2 separate regions of the Mus musculus genome follow, and region 2 is linked to region 1. Evidence: chromatin loops called from intact Hi-C (ENCODE). Cell type or tissue: heart. All regions are shown on one strand. Each heading gives the region's core, and the rest is flanking DNA. Links, peaks and the distances in the headings are about the cores only. Region 1 holds the start of Zfp961 (zinc finger protein 961). Region 2 overlaps Zfp709 (zinc finger protein 709).

What was found. A loop is a pair of places that touch in the nucleus more often than their neighbours do. Peaks named below come from ENCODE experiments on the same cell type or tissue, not always from the same donor. Only the 100,000 strongest peaks of a DNase experiment are listed, where the experiment ranks them.
Region 2: it touches region 1 in a loop (2.0-fold over the local background); 4 of 42 quality-filtered maps call a loop at or near these places.

What each region holds. Positions count from the first base shown.
Region 1 is chr8:71,946,683-71,955,019 of GRCm38, forward strand. It overlaps Zfp961 (zinc finger protein 961), which reads left to right and starts at 4,384. Exons shown (of 4, transcript NM_001164581.1): 1 at 4,384-4,478. The coding sequence starts at 4,413. In heart, for the core only: no CTCF peak of the experiment used is centred there; a DNase peak (open chromatin) is centred at 4,289; H3K4me3 peaks cover 2,449 bases; H3K27ac peaks cover 1,903 bases; H3K27me3 peaks cover 29 bases.
Region 2 is chr8:71,883,226-71,891,562 of GRCm38, forward strand. It overlaps Zfp709 (zinc finger protein 709), which reads left to right. Exons shown (of 4, transcript NM_145624.4): 2 at 4,039-4,165; 3 at 4,376-4,436; 4 at 5,695-8,337. The coding sequence ends at 7,687. Among named protein-coding and RNA genes, the nearest start is that of Zfp709, 5.3 kb to the left of the region's middle. In heart, for the core only: no CTCF peak of the experiment used is centred there; no DNase peak of the experiment used is centred there.

The DNA.
Region 1 (8,337 bases), core at 32-8,031:
GGGAGGGATGCAGAGCCAGCATTCTCCAAAGTGCCAGGCAGTAATATTTAGTAGCTGATATGTGAAGGTTAAGGTCTAAAACAAGAGATGGAGTAAATATGAGGACAGGAAGGTGTGACCACTTAGGGAGGTAAGAGACTTTGATGAGTATTGGATCACACCTTCTATTTTTTCTATACCAAGATGCTGGGAGAGTAGGGAACATCATCTTTGTATTTTGATTGTGCCTGCTGTGCACCAGATGAGCAGGTCATAATACAGTTTGCCAGTGACACCCTCCTCCCATCTGGTGTCCCATGGGTCTTAAATGTAGAAGTATAAAAATCTGTCCTGTATGTAAACATGAGGAAGGGGGATTAAGATGGTACAGATCTGTCTTATGATATTTGCAGGACCAATGTGCACAACCTCCATAAATTGCCAGCCAAGACAAAGACCAAAGCCTAGCCAAGTAGATGCATGCTGTCCTGGAACCCCTAGGGTAGGACAGTCCAAGTGAGTCGGGTAGAAAGGTGAATGACCAGGTCAGTCCAAGTAAAGGCGAAGATATTTTGTGACTGGGGATCAAGAGGAGTAGAAAAGAAGGCATCCTTAAGTCTAGGACAGAGAATGAGAGGTGCCTGAGAGATGGTGGAGAGGAGAGGATAGGTTGGGTACTGCAAGATAAAGAGAAACTACCACAGAGTTAATGAGTCAGAGATCCTGATCCAAGTGATAGGTTCCTTTGAGTTTTTTAACCATGAGTATGGGAGTATTAAAGGGGGAAGATGTGAGACACAAAAAGGTTTCTTTCTTAGGAAAATAAGAGGTTTAAGTCCCCTGAGACAAGCAATGGGCCTGGGTGATGTAATTGGAAAAGTTTTATAATTGGATGGTGAGAGAAGACTGATGTCTGGCTATAGAGAGGTTATGGATATCCCATACTTGGTGATCCACCTGGGAGGCCAGCAGGGGAAAAGGTATGTCAGATCACATGATTTAGAGGAGAAAGAAGAGAGTAACAACTGGCAAGTCTGAGGCCAAGCAGATGGGAAAGCAAAAGAGATAGAAGCCCCCACTTGACTTAGGAGGTCCCTTCTCAGCAAGGGATAGGACAGGTGAGTACCAGTAGGAAGGAGAGGGTAGGGGACTACCACTAAAGATACAACTGAGTGGTAGGCTTGGTAAAGATGTTACTCTACCCCAACAATAGGGGAACAGGAAGAAGTGGATCCCCAAAATTCTACCAGGACCAAGTAAGTGTCCAGAAGGAAGGAGATGGGTCAGTCTGATACTATAATAACTACCCAAGGCTCCCTGTCAGAGATTCCAGTGGGCCAGGCTCCCTTATTCATCCATAGCCAGACCGAGAAAGTCAGCTGAAGAGTGATTTAGGTATGATATCCCCACACTGAGAGAGACACAGGGACAGTCGATAGCCCAACGTCTCTTTTGATGGCAACTTGGACATGGTCAGGATGGTTTGCAAGGGTTCAGGCAGGCCTGGAGCCCAGTGACCTTTTTAACCACATTTGAAACAAGGGAGTCCCAGCAATGCTGTGGCCAATTGGAAAGCCTTAGCCCTCCAGCTTTTTGTTTTTTGTTTTCAGGCTCTTTCATCTCTCTCAGGGCTAAGACTTCTGCCTGTAGGGTCAGGAGTGCCATTTCTAGATGTTTAAGTTTGTTTAAGTTTAAGTTAGATCTGACCTTTTCCCCTGCTGGCCTCCCAGGTGGATCCCCAAGTATGGGATATCTTAGCCCTAAATCAGAGAAACTCTGGGAGAAGTAGGTCTTAAGTTGTTTTACATCTGGGGTCTCAGGATCTAGATTGGTATACTGTAAAAATCCCTTTGCAAGACAGGAATTGAGACACGTTTCCATGTTTGCCCCGGTTGACTTCTTTCGATAAACCAGACTCGGATGTGAGCCACAGTCCGATAGGAACAGGGAGAAGGATCAGTAGGCAGAGATTTAGTGAGTGACAGACACCACACAAGGCTGGAGCTGGATGTGTCTTTACTGAATCAAAGCAGCAGATTATATCGACCAAAAATTAGCAATGATTACCGAATATTAGATCAGGTGGTTACATAAAGGTCAGACAGAATTCTAAGAAAAAGCTTTAATAATTCATGTGAACCTCAAGCACTTAAAGACAGACACTGCGATAGTCATCCCTGGCCTGCGGCTTTTACTTTCTGTTTCCTGGTTTCAGCTGGCACAGCGTCTTTTCAGTCTATGCCTCTGCTCAAAGGCCTGACCATCTTTTTTATACCAACCCAAAATCCATTCTTTTGCACTCTCTTCTGAATGCCATCCTTCATCCCTAGATTGGAGTATCTCTAACCAGTAACTATGCCTCTTAAACAATTGTTCCTGCTGTTCTTCACTTAACAAGCACCAAGGAGGGCGAGACCTTCCTAACCTCTCCAAGAAAGGCAGACTAAACCAAGAGACAAGTTTACTTCTCTCTTGTCTCCATTCCTGTAAGCTCCAGTATACGGAAGAGGGTCATCAGTGGGTTGTGGAATTTTATAATCTTTCCCCTGGGATTTCAGAGGCACCCACAACCTGTTTCCTATAACATAAACTAGACCCTGTGAAGTCATAATAGTGACTGTCTCCTTCCTGGGAACACTACTTTCATTTGCCCTTTCTTGGAAAAGAGTCTTTTCAGGAGTTTTAGCAATGGTTTGTTAAGTAGTCATGCACAAAGAAGAAACAAGATGAGGAAGAAATTAGCTATCCTGAGGGCAAACTTGTCCCCAAGGAACTCAATGCCCATAATTAGCAGGAAGTAGCCTAGTGATGTTGCCCCCTTTCCCTGATATCCTTTTCTCTCTCTACCTAGTGTTAGGGGGTTGATAGGGTGAAAAAAGTGTATATAAAGGAGTGGAAGAAAGAAGAACCTACAAATTAGCAAAGACAGCCTCAGTAGAGATTTTTCTAAAAGGTATCCCAAGGGGAAATGAGAGGGTATGAATGACACCATTCCCATAGATGAGCGAGAGATCACAGTTACATCTGTCAAGGGCACCCCCAAGACTCAGAGAGGACCAAGAGAAGACCAACCGATAAGTAGGTCATTATCACACTTGATCGCCTGAGGAGACTCAGTACCTGAAACTAAAGCCAGGGGTGAAGCTCAGGAAGGAGGTCTCATCTGCAGGACAGGGTTGGGGGAAAGGGCCAAGCATAGCTTTAAAGACTGTGCCTGGTGGTATCTCTGCAGTCTCTACTCCTCAGGGAGACTGCTGCCCTTCAGATGTTCTTAGAACAAGCCCCAGACCTTAGGAGCATGGAGACCACTGACTCCATGATGGAGTTGACATTTGGTCTGTAAAACTCAGCACATAGACAGCACCACCTGCCAATCAAAGCCTATAGTTCTGGGAAAGTCTCTAAATGTACAAACCTTGGTTTTTTGGCTTCTATAGTTTTGCTTCTGGCTCACTGATCTTGCTAACTGAAGCATGTTGACCTGGAATATGGTTTTTGTGTTTAAGAGCTCACCCTGAGAAAGGCCCTCAGTACTACAATAGGATCCTTAACATCCAGTGTAGTTGCCAACCAGTTAATAAAGACATTCTATTGGCTTAAACCATGTCCAAGCAATCTTCTCTGGCTAATATCCCACAACATTCTGATTAAAGAGCAATTCTGCTTCTGTAGTTGCCTATCTACTTTCTAATTATTTCCAAGTCACCTCTACCAGTCCCAATTGAACAGGGAACCTTATCAGTAATGCTACACAAAAGGAACACAGGATATCTGAAATACATCACAGACCAAGCACATAGTGGCCTTAGAAATGATATCCACAGCCCTGGGTTGTGGGGGTGGGGTGGGGTTACAGAAGGGGTTGGGGGTGAGGGACTTACTCGCTTCTCTGGACACAACCCGGACCTTGTCAAGTCTGACCCTGGCCTTGTCCTTTCATCTGGCCTTAGATTAAGAAAGCTTTACATTGGCTAGCCCCACAACAACTTTTATAGTAGCCGGCCTTGAACTCCAAATCCTCTTCCCTCCATCTCCCCAGTGCTGGGATGGCAGGTTGTGTGTGTCATCACACCCAATTTTCCGCGAATAAATCTGGCTTTTCTTGTGTCCTTTTTGGAAACAAGGTCTCCTGCAGCCCAGGTTAACCTCTCACTAAACAGTCTAGGATTAGCCCGCAACTCTAACTCACTCGTTCACCTTCAGCCAGGCGCACAAGCCCAGTCAGACCTGAGCCTGCTGTGGGGTGCCTCTGCGAACCCCAGACCTGAACATCAGTTTCCGGACTATGTTGAAGGCGATAGGTCGCTGGTCCTGTCTATCAGGGACTCTAAAGCCAATCGGAATCGCTCATAGCAGAGCCGTCCAATCAGCAGCGGGAAGCCTCTCGGAGGCCGGGCGCCGCCATTTTCGGCGCTGTCCTTGGCGGCTTAGCAATGCGCAAGGTACGCGGCAGTGACACCCGCCACAGCGCAGCTCAGGCAAGACGAGAGTGCACCATGGTGAGTGCATCTCAGAGACGCGGGTGGGAGCGGAGGGCAGAGGAGTGGCGGGCTCTGCGCAGTCGGAAGCTCGGGACTTGCCGAGAGTTTGCAAACCGACTCTGGTGCCCTTTTCCAGAGCCCGCAGCCGAACCGCAATGTAAAAGGGGATCATGTATGCTTGTGTTCAGGGGTAAAATGGAAAGGACTATGTAGGGTCCCCACGGAGTTAATTTGCTCTTTGGGCTGGTTTTGTGGGGTGTTTTTTTTTTTTGTTTGTTTGTTTTGTTTTTTCGAGACAGGGTTTCTCTGTGTAGCCCTGGCTGTCCTGGAACTCACTTTGTAGACCAGGCTGGCCTCGAACTCAGAAATCCGCCTGCCTCTGCCTCCCAAGTGCTGGGATTAAAGGCGTGCGCCACCACGCCCGGCTTGTGTTCTTTTTGATGTTTTAAATTTACACTTATTTATCGAGGTGCCCATGGGGCAGTAATCTGAGTCTGGTCTCTCCTTCCACCTTGTGGAACCTGGAGAACGCCAGTCTAAGGCTTGGCAGCAAGCGCCTTTTCAGCTGAACCATCCCACTAGCCCCTTCTTTCTTTTTCCTTTACTACTTTTTATAAAATTGCATTTCCTATGTGAATATTCCCAACCCTGTATAGCCACCAGCAGCCGCGGAGAACTGGGTTCCTGAAAAGAAAGCTGGGGCTGGATGCGAAGGACAGACGAGAGAGGAATGAAACAAAGACAGAGTTTCTGAGCAAGGCCCAGTGTTTAATTCTTGAGTCTGGTTTTTAAAGGGAGGAAACCCATCCCCCACTTTGCCAGGATCTCATCAGGAAAACAGGCTCAGCTGGTAGTGGCTTCTTGCAGGAAGCTGCAGCTGCAGCTTCACCTAGGTCAGAAGACCCTACCCCAGTTGGGCTAGCCAGCAGTGGCAAACAAGGTCTGCTTTAGCCTGCTCAAGGCTGGGGGAAGGGCACAAACCTGGTGGGACCATGTGTTTCTAGGATTCGAGAAAAGCAACATATATATGAGCTTTTGTCCCCCAACAACAACAAAAAAAAATCACATCTTCTTGGAAAAATTTACCTTCAGTTACTGTAGGTTTCTCCTTTTCCTGGTACACCACAAACAGAAGAGGTGGGGGTAAGAGGCCCACTGTAACCCCCAACTGACCAGTACTACTTCATAACTTGTGTCTGGACCCTGTAACAGCTGTCTTGCTTGTGGACAGAAACAAGGACCCAGTCCCACAACAGAAGTGACACTTTGAGAGCAATCGAAGAATAAATAATACAGAGCATATTAGCAGAAAAAACACAGCTCAACAAGGAAGACAGGCATAGTTTATTGAGTGGCCATGACTGGAACCCCCAAACAACCCTCTATGTCTCGCTGTGGACACATGAGTGGTGGTGGAGGCCTTTAATCCCAGCACTAAAGAGGCAGAAGCAGACAGATACTGATTGTGAGGCCAGCCTAGTCTACAGAGTGAGTTCCAGAACAGCTAGGGTTACACAGAGAAACCCCACCTTGAAAATACTTTAAAAAAAAAAAAAAAAGGAACAAGAGTCAGGAAGTGTTTATCAAAGGTGTCAGTGGGCCTCAGGTTTAAAGCAAGTGTGAACTCAGTCCTGGAGTTTTCTGATGCTGTATGTAACATTCTCAGATATTCTGGGTTTGATGTAAGCTAGTGGTTGACTAAGAATTGTAGGATTTTTTAATAATTTCAAGGGGCCAAAAAACAGCCCTCAATAATTTAAACTCTCCATAATCTTTTGAGTGGACCCATGTGGGGACATGGGAACTGAACCGAGGACCTCTAGAAAAGTAACGTGCGCTCTTAACCACTGAGTCATCTCTCCAGCCCCTTAAGATGGTCTCACTATGTGGCCCTAGAACTGAAAAAGTATAACTCAAAAGCAAAATTCTAGACCTTTAGGCCCAGGCTTGAGAATGCGACCTCTGTGACTCAATGCTCCAAGGTATGCTAATCATAAAACAGATAACGACATTCCTCCATCCACCCGCTTCCTGGGTTCAAGGAGTGTTCATTCAAAGAAAGTCATCCTGACCCACCCTGACCTGCTGGAACCGGCTATGCAAATGTGCTATTGTTAGGGGCTCTTAGAAACTGTCTTGAGAAATAACTCGCACAATTACCAGGTATTCCTCGTGACTTGTAACTTTGTACTCCCTTGTGACTCTTAACTAGTATTTTTGGTATTTTCCAACAACGCCCTCCGCATCTCCTTGAGTTGTGGTTTCTTCCTTTAAATACCCCCTTACCCAGCTACTTGGGGGGCGCCACGGTCCTCTACCCATGTATGGTGTATGACCGTGGGCCCGAGAGCACTCTTGAATTAAAAGTCCTCTTGCAGTTTGCAGCAAGACTGTTTCTCCTGAGTCAGAACGTGGGGGAGTCCTCACATTGTGGGTCTTTCAGAACTCGTAGAGCAGACTAGCCTGGGACTTCAGAGATTCTCCTTCCTCTGACTCCCAGGTGCCAGTGTTAAAGGTGTAGTCAATGATCTTCAAGGTAAGCAGTCATTTTGGCCTCAAAAATCCTTAACATAGATTCCTGTCCTCTCTCCCTCCCTCCCTCCCTCCCTCTCCCCCTCTCTTCCTCTCTCCCTCTCTCTCTCCCTCCCTCCCTCCCTCCCTCTCTCTCTCCCTCCCTCCCTCCCTCCCTCCCTCCTTCCCTCCTTCCCTCCCTCGCCCCCTCTCCCCCTCTCCCCCTCTCCCCCTCTCCCCCTCTCCCCCTCTCCTCTTCCCTCTCCCTCCTTCCCTCCCGCTCCTCTTCCTCTTGGGAACTTTAGTTCTCTGGAATTACCAGAAAGCTGGTACCTGAACCCTAGAAAATTCCAGGCCTCCTTAGATCCCCAGGTGCCCAGCACTGGGCTTCTACTCAAGCACTTGGCAACAGGCAGTATCTGGGGCTCACACTTTCTCTGCTAGACTGAAAGCTGGTGAGCCCTAATCACCTCATTCTCTGATCTTAGGGTACCTATAAAATAGGGGCTATATGTGACCTCAGCCTGGGGCTGGGTTAAAGTTCTCAGAACCTTCAATTTAAAAAAATGTTCTTTTTTAAATATTTTTTTTATTAAATTATTGTATTTATTTACATTCCAAATGTACCAGATTGCGGTCCCACCAGCAATGGAGGAGTATACCTCTTTCTCCATGTACTCTCCAGCATGTATTGTCATCTGAGTTTTGATCTTAGCCATACTGATCAGTGTAAGGTGGAATCTCAGGATCGCTTTGATTTGCATTTCCCTGATCACTAAGAATGTTGAACATTTCTTTAAGTGCTTCTCGGCCATTTGAGAATCCTCTGTTGAGAATTCTGTTTAGCTTTATACCCCAATTTTTAACTGGGTTATTTGTTTTTTTGTAGTCTAACTTCTTGAGTTCTTTATATATTTTAGATATTAGCCCTCTATCAGATGAAGGGTTACTGAAGATTTTTTTTCCCAATCTGTAGGTTGCTGATTTGTCCTATTGACAGTGTCCTTTGCCTTACAGAAGCTGTTTAGATTCATTATGTTTTGTTTTTTTGTTTTTGTTGTTGTCGATGTTTTTCGAGACAGGGTTTCTCTGTGTATCCCTGGCTGTCCTGGAGCTCACTCTGTAGACCAGCCTGGCCTCAGACTCAGAAATCCCCCTGCCTCTGCCTCCCAAGTGCTGGGATTAAAGGCGTGCACCGACACCCGGCGCTTTTTAGATTCATGAGGTTGCATTTGTCAATTGTTATTCTTAGAGCCCGAGCCTTTGGTGTGAGCCTTTGGTGTGCCGTTCAGGAAATTTCCCCCTGTGCCAATGTGTTTGAGTCTATTTCCCACTTTCTCTTCTATTAGATTCAATGTATCGGGTT
Region 2 (8,337 bases), core at 187-8,186, 63 kb before region 1:
GCTTACTAGAGACTTGTTTGCAGTTATTTTTAAGTTCCATTGCACAGTGGACAGGTAAGACCCATAAGTTATTTCAGCCTTTCAGAATTTGTTAAGCTTTGTTTTATGTCCCAAGATATGATCTGTTTTTGAGAAGCCTCCATGAACTGCTCAGTAGAATGTATATTCTTTCATATTTTGGTGGAATATTGATGTTTCTCTAGTTCTTATCCAGATAACCTGTCTATTGGACACAGGTATTAAAATGACCTAATACTGGATTAGTGTTAATCTGTGTCTTTAATTCCACTAGTATGCTTTTTTAAGATACACATACACACACATATGAGTGTATAGTCTGCATATAAGTATACATACCATGCATGTCTGATGCCTGTGAAGGTCAGAAAAGAGCATTCCCTAGAACTGTAGGTGTGTCAACTTGAAACATAGTGGAGTTATCACAGAGAAAGGAGCCTCCCTTGAGGAAATGCCTCCATGAGATCCAGCTGTAAGGCATTTTCTCAATTAGTGATCAAGGAGGGAGGGCCCAACCCATTTCGGGTGGTGCCATCCCTGATCTGGTTGTCCTGGATGCTATAAGAAAGCAAGCTAAGCAAGCCAGGGGAAGCAATCCAGTAAGCAGCACCCCTCCGTGGCCTCTGCATCAGTTCCTGCCCTGTGTGAGTTCCTATCCTGACTTCCTTTGGTGATTAGCAGCAATGCGGAAGTTTAAGCTGAATAAACCCTTTCCTCCCCAACTTGCTTCTTGGTCATGGTGTTTTGTGCAGGAATACAAACCCTGACTAAGACAGAAGTCAAAGGACAGTCTTTGTTGTTCACTACTGCATATTCCAGGCTAACTGACCCATCAGCTTCCAGGGATTCTCCTGGCTTTAAATGCCACCTTGTCATAGGAGTTCCTAGACCTTGGACACTGAACCACAAGATTTGTTTTGCTCTGCTGAACGTTGGTTATGTGTTTTGATTTTATTGTAATTATGCCTTTGATTCTACCTGTTTCAAGTAAGAAAGCATTTAAACTTTAATTTTTTTTTTTTTTTTGGATTCCACAGTTAAAATTATAAATATGCCTTACCATCTCTGGCTCTGCTTGAATTCTGACAGTTCAAACTCAGGCTTACACAGTGGATGCTTTATGTGCTGAGCCATCTCCTAGACCCTTCCATGAACTTTTTTTCTTTCCTTATATATTCCTCTACTCTTCCCTGTTCCCTTCCCACCTTCCTTCTCCCCCACATCCATTCCTCTTCCAGAAAATAGCTGGCTTCCCAGGGACATCAACCAAACACAGCATGCAAAACAAGATACAGTAAGACTATGCACAAACTCTCATCATGTCAAGGCTGAATGAGGCAACCCAGTAGGAGGAAATGGGTCCCAAGATCTAGCAACAGTCAGGCACACCTGCTCCCACTCTTCAGGGTCTCACAAACCACCAAGCTAACAGCTATAACATATATGCAGAGGAGTTAGTGCAAACCCATGCAGGCTCTGTGATTGCTGCTTCAATCTCAGTGAGCCCCTATAAGCCCTACTTAGTTGATTCTATGGGCTGTGTTCTTTTGGTATCTCCAACCCCTCTGGCTCCTATAATTCTTCCCCTCTTCCTTGGGGTTCCCTTAACTCGAAAATGAAGTTCTCCAATTTGGGCTCTCTGCCTGATGTTTGGCTTCAAGATTCTGTATCTATTCCTATCAGCTGCCAACATACCTCGGGCTGGCTCTGTCAGAGTCCCTCAACCCGGGGGAGAAATCAGGGTCCCGGTACTCAGTTGGGCAAGGAGTTGGTGAGTGACAGACACAAACACCAGAGAATGTTAGATCTGAATGTAATTTCTCAAAGTGAGCATCAGACTTATAATACAAAAGAAAAACAAGGACGTTAGGTGATACATTAGCCAAGGTTACAGTATAAGTCAAGATGCATAATGACTCTTTACAGAGAAATGCATACATAAAAGCTAACAGGAATCAGGCATTGTTTACAACTGAGATAAGATCAACCTTATCTAAAGTCAGCTATTCTTAGGAGCCAGGTGAAAGGGCTATACACCCAGGTGCAGTTCTAATCTATTGTTTAACCCACCACCAGGGGTCCCTTAGTAAATACCTAATTATGCTGTTCCTCTGGGCCTAGTAAAAAACATGCACCAGGGGAGTTCTGTTCTACTAACCTTTTCTTGACTAATACAATACTCTAGTTCCTCCTTAAGCCACAACCCACCTTCTTTCTAGTATTATGTAATGTAGTCTGCCATACATGACTGTAATGAGAATTCTAAGTTTACTTTGTTGAACTAGCCCTGAGATTTCTAGCTCTTACCCATTAAACTGCAATGCCTGATTTCTTTCACTATCTCTCTGGAGGGATTTCACCTGAATAAGTAACATTCTTAAGAAATTCCAAGCCCAGGGTTGGCTCAATGATTGCCTAGGACATTGGGACACTGGTGAAGGCCAGGAAGCAATGTTCAATCTAACCTAGTTATTTGTCAGATCATTCCATGGGGGCACCTATAATAAAACAATACTGAAAGAAAGCATGCAAGACCCTCCACATTATCGCAAGGACAAATCTGGACCAATTCTGTGCTACGGGATACCAGAGACTCTCCACAAGACCAGTTTCCTTGAAACTTTGTGCCTCAGGACTGCATCCAAGCTTTTGGACTTGTCACGCAGACTCTCCTGGAGTAAGTGTGGCACCAGAGGAAGTCTCTTTGATTATAATTAACCAGGCACCAACCATGATCTATACTTAACCAATCTGTTAATGTTATTTTTAACTAGTGGAGTATGTTAATTAGCTTTGCATTCATATTACAATATACCTGAGAAAAGCAACTGAAGGTTTTTGTGATAGTTAAGTCTCCTAGTTAGCTTGACATAATTTGAAATCATCTAGGACACATACCACAGAGGAGTGTCTCTGCGAGTGTTTGCAGAAAGGTAACAAAGGAATACCCACTCTAAATCTGTGTGGTACTAGTCTCAGTTTCTTTTCAGGTTGTTATCATGAAGTACCCTGATGACATAATATAAGAACAGAAGGGTTTAACTCACAATTCAAGATACAATTCTTCCTGATGGAGAAGTCAAGGGAGCAGGAACATGAAGCAGCAGGTCATATTACATCTGAAGTCAGAAGAAAAATGTAGTGAATACATGCTAGATCCTGCTCATTTTCTCCATTTCGTACAGTCTAGCATCCACTAACCAGGGGATGGTCTCACCAACAATTAAAATGAATCATCTCACATCAGTTAACACCATCAAGATAAATCCCTACAGGTGTGCCAAGATGACTATCCACCAGGTTATTCAACACTAACCATTACATATAAACATAATCTGGGATCCCAGGCTGAATAAAAAAGGAAAAAGGAAGAATTCAAGTGGAAACCAGCATTCCCTGCTCTGCTTTCTGATCTTCACTGATTTGGATGCTGCATAATCCTATTCCCATGAATTCTGCCATGACCTTCCCCAGGTGATAGGCTCTACCCTTTCAAGATATAATCCAAAGTAAATCTTACTTTTCATGAATTGCTATTTGTCACAGTAATGAGAAAAGTAATTTATACAAAGTTGAAAGGTTTATTTTATATCATGTTTCAGATAATTCGTTCTGTTGTCTCTTGGCTCCATTGCTTTGGATCTGTGGTGAGGCAGAACATTATGGCCTTGTGAACTAGTATTGGATGAGGACACTCACCCTCATAATCTGTTGTAAAAATATGCAAGTTTAATGCAGCTGGTATTAACACTTGTCTGCGCTGGTAGTAGTATTTTGTGGGGAAAATGGTGAAGACTTGTACATTAGTAGAAATTGTAAGTTCCAGCAGGATAGTTGGTATGTGTTGTTGTTGTTGTGTTGCTTCAAAGATAATGTGGGGATTTTATGTTAGCGAGTACAGTTATGAACGTAAAAAAGGAGCGTGGTGACTGGGATATAATTTGAACATTTAGAGAACACTCAAGATTTTCAGTGTTGTGTATCTCATCTTTTCTTCTGGAAATATCTTGGCTATTGTAGGGCTCTGTGAGCTTTCAAGATGTGGCTGTAACCTTCACTGTGGAGGAATGGGCTTTACTAGATCCTTCCCAAAAGAAGCTGCACAAAGATGTAATGGAGGAGACCTTCAGGAACCTGGCTGCTATAGGTATGACTGAGATCATGCCTTTTCTTGGTCAATCAGATTGTAAGTCTGTCTTGCTCAAAAATGTTGCTTCATGATTTGTAATATGGGAAGGTAAAGTTGGTGGCTTTATCAGGCATGGTCATGTTATGCCATGAGTCTATGTAGAATCTGTTTGTTTGTTTTTTTTTTCCTAGTATGACTAAATCAGATTTCTCTGGGTCTATATTCTAGGAAAAACACAAGAAGGCCAGAACATAGATGAGGACCATAGATATTCTAGAAGAAATCAAAGGTAACTTTACCAACTCAGGATAATGTAGCTCAACAATATGGAAATGGCCAATAGGGTTTTTTGTTTGTTTTGATTTGGTTTGGTTTTAGCCAGTAGTTTTTAAAATCAAGACAACATCCCAATAAGCTCAACTTCAAGGTGATGTAATTTAAAGCATTTCTCCCAAAAAGTGCATATAAAATTGAAAATATTTATGGTTTTATGTACACAACTTGTATCCAAGCACAACGTTAATAAAAAATAATGTGTGTACCTTCCTTCAAGCTTTGAGTATGGAATACAGAGAAAATATAAAGCAATTTTTTTAAGATTTATTTATTATTATACATAAGTACACTGTAGCTGTATTCAGATGCACCAGAAGAGGACATCAGATCTTATTACGGGTGGTTGCAAGCCACCATGTGGTTGCTGGGATTTGAACTCAGGACCTTTAAGGAAGAGCAGTCAGTACTCTTACCTGAAGAACCATCTCACCAGCCCAATATAAAGCAATTTTATGTTTACCCTGAGAACAGTCTTCAAGATATTTTATGTATACAAAACAAGTTTTTATTAAAATAGTTTTTGCTTCAGTATTTTGCATGAGGAATACTCAAGTACTTGGATATAGCGGCAAATATGAACCCAGCTATTAGGAGTTGAATTTGAAGGTAGCCCATGCATCATAGCAAGCAATTGACCTCAAAAACAGATAAGACTTAGATATTCATTGTTCCCAAAATAGTTAACCTGTTAGAGGTATTAAGAAGTCTCATATGATTAGGCTAGCAAAATGATTCATCAGGTAAAGGCATTCACTGCCAAGTTTGACCTGAGTTCAATCCTTGGGACCCATATAGTAGAAGAGAACCAACTCTTAAAAGCTGTCCTCCTGCTGGGCAGTGGTGGCACATGCTTTTAATCCCAGCACTTGGGAGGAGAGGCAGGTGCATATCTGAGTTCGAGGCCAGCCTGGTCTACAGAGTGAGTTTCAGGACACAGAAAACCCCTGTCTTGAAAAACAAACAAACAAAAAAACACAACTGTCCTCCTACTTCCATATGCCCACCATAGCATGTACACAAACAAATAGTAAATAAACAAATGCTAACACAAAAAGAAATCCTATATGAATATAGTGCCTTAATATTACCTGTCTTCATATCCTGTAGAACCTTCAATCATATTAAAAAATTCTCAGAAATTCTGTTTGTAAGGAATTTATAACTTTATTGTTATAAAGTTGTGCTTTCCCTTTTTTTAAAATTTTAAACAGAAATGAAGTTGTGGAAAGACTGTTGGAGCATAGCAAAGGTACTGAAAGTAAAGAAATCTTCAGACAGATTCCAAACACCATTGTGAACAGGAAAAGTTCTCATAGAACAATGCTTAGTGAAAACCATGTGTACAAGGACAACGTGCTCATTAGTCAGTCATCTCTTACTGTATCTGTGCCTCTTCAGACTCCACACAAACCTCATGAATATGAGCTACATGGAGAGAACCTCTATAAATTTGGAGAATGTGAGAAAGCCTTCATTTATCCAGAATGCTTTCTGAAGCATAAAGACAGTGGCACTAGACAGAGATCCTATGAGTTGAACCAATGTGAGGAAATCTTCAAAAGTAATGATTACATTCAAATACGTGTGAATGATGAAACTAGAGAAGAAATATGTATAGATAAGCAGCATTATGCCTTTAATTACCCTGATTTTCTTCAGTATGTTGAAAAGGTCCACACTGGAAAGAAACCCTATGCGTGTAAACAATGTGGAAAAACCTTTTCTTTTTTGAGTAACATTAAAAGACATGAACGGATTCACTCTGGAGAGAAACCATACAGGTGTAATATATGTGATAAAGCCTTCACTTGTTCAACTAACTTTCAAGAACATGAAAGAACTCATACTGGAGAGAAACCCTATTTATGTACACAATGTGGTAAATCCTTTTCTTTTCTGAGTAACATTCGAAGACATGAACGTACTCATACTGGAGAGAAACCGTACAGATGTAATGCCTGTGGTAAGGCTTTCAGTTATTTGACAAACTTTCAAGACCATGAAAGAACTCATACTGGAGAAAAACCTTACGTGTGTACACAGTGTGGGAAAGCTTTCACTTACTACTATTCATTTCAGACACATAAACGATGTCACACTGGTGAAAAACCCTATGTATGTAAGCAATGTGGGAAAGCCTTCAGTTACTATAATTCCATTCAAACACATAAACGTTGTCACACCGGAGAAAAGCCCTATGTATGTAAGCTATGTGCTAAAGCCTTTACTACTCTCAGTTCTCTTCGATATCATGAGAGGATTCACAGTGGTGAGAAGCCCCATGTATGTTTGCAATGCGGGAAAGGTTTCAATTCTTCCAGTACCCTTCGAATACATGAAAGGACTCACACTGGAGAGAAACCCTATAAATGTAAGAAGTGTGGAAAAGTCTTTAGTGTTGACAGTTCCCTCCGATGCCATGAAAGGATTCACAGTGGGGAGAAGCCCTATGTATGTAAGCAATGTGGAAAAGCCTTCACTCGTCATACCTCCCTTCGATGCCATGAAAGGATTCACTGTGGGGAGAAACCCTATATATGTAAGCAATGTGGGAAAGGTTTTATTTCTTCCAGTAACTTTCGAAAACATGAATGGACTCATTCTGGAGAGAAACTCTGTGTATGTAAACTATGTGGTAAAGCCTTCACTGGACATAGTTCACTTCAACGCCATGAAAGAATTCACAGTGGAGAAAAACCCTATGTATGTAAGCATTGTGGGAAAGATTTCTCTTCTTTGAGTGGTTGTCAAAGACATGAACAAATTCACACTGGTGAAAAACCCTATGTATGTAAGAATTGTGGGAAAGCCTTTACTAATCCCAGTGCCCTTCGAAATCATGAAAGGATTCACAGTGGTGAAAAACCCTATGTATGTGGACAGTGTGGGAAGGGTTTCATTTCTTTTAGTAAGTTTAGAATACATGAACGGATTCACACTGGAGAAAAACCATATAAGTGTAAGCAATGTGGGAAAGCCTTCACTGGTCACAGTTCCCTTCGACGTCATGAAAGGATTCACAGTGGAGAGAAACCTTTCGTATGTAAACACTGTGGGAAATCCTTTTATACTTTAAGTGATTGTCAAAGACATGAACAGATCCACACTGGTGAGAAACCTTTCATTTGCAAGCAATGTGGGAAAGCTTTTACCCGGTCCAGTTCCCTTAAAATACATGATAAGACTCACAGTAGAAGTCCCTAAGTATAGAACATGGAAAGGCATTCTTAGCATGACAATGCATCGGGCAGAGACCCGGGGCCATGTTGTCTGTAGGAATGCCTCTAGTCATCTTGATGGCATTCACCTATGTGGTAGTTCATAGCATAGTGAGAAGCTCCAACATGATGTCAATAGAGACACATACCTTAAATGGATGTATAGAGAAGTCTTCAGTTGGCTAACCTCTGAGAAAGTACCCAATATCAAGTTGTATAACAAAATTATCAAAACAGTTTACAAAGATTTATGAAAATTCCTTAAGTAATGAAATTCATTAATTCGTTTTAAGATCCCTGTAACTAAACACTAACTGGTCAATAATTCAGAAGATAAATCACTAGAATGTTTACTTATAATTTTGACTCTTGTAAGTAAATTTTCAGATGACCTAATCTCTAAGTGTCTTTAAGCAGTAAGGCATGAATTTAATGGGTTGTGTCTTTACAAGTCATGTACATTTCTTCTTTCTGTATTGGATTCAAATGAGATGTATTCCTAATATGTTTTAGAGTAATGTTAATGAGCTGTTGAAAAATGAAATTTTATTTTTAGGCTTTCTCTATTGACATCATGTGGGAACTTCTTATCTTTGATATTTTTGTATTTCTCTTGTTTGTTTTTTGTTGTTGTTG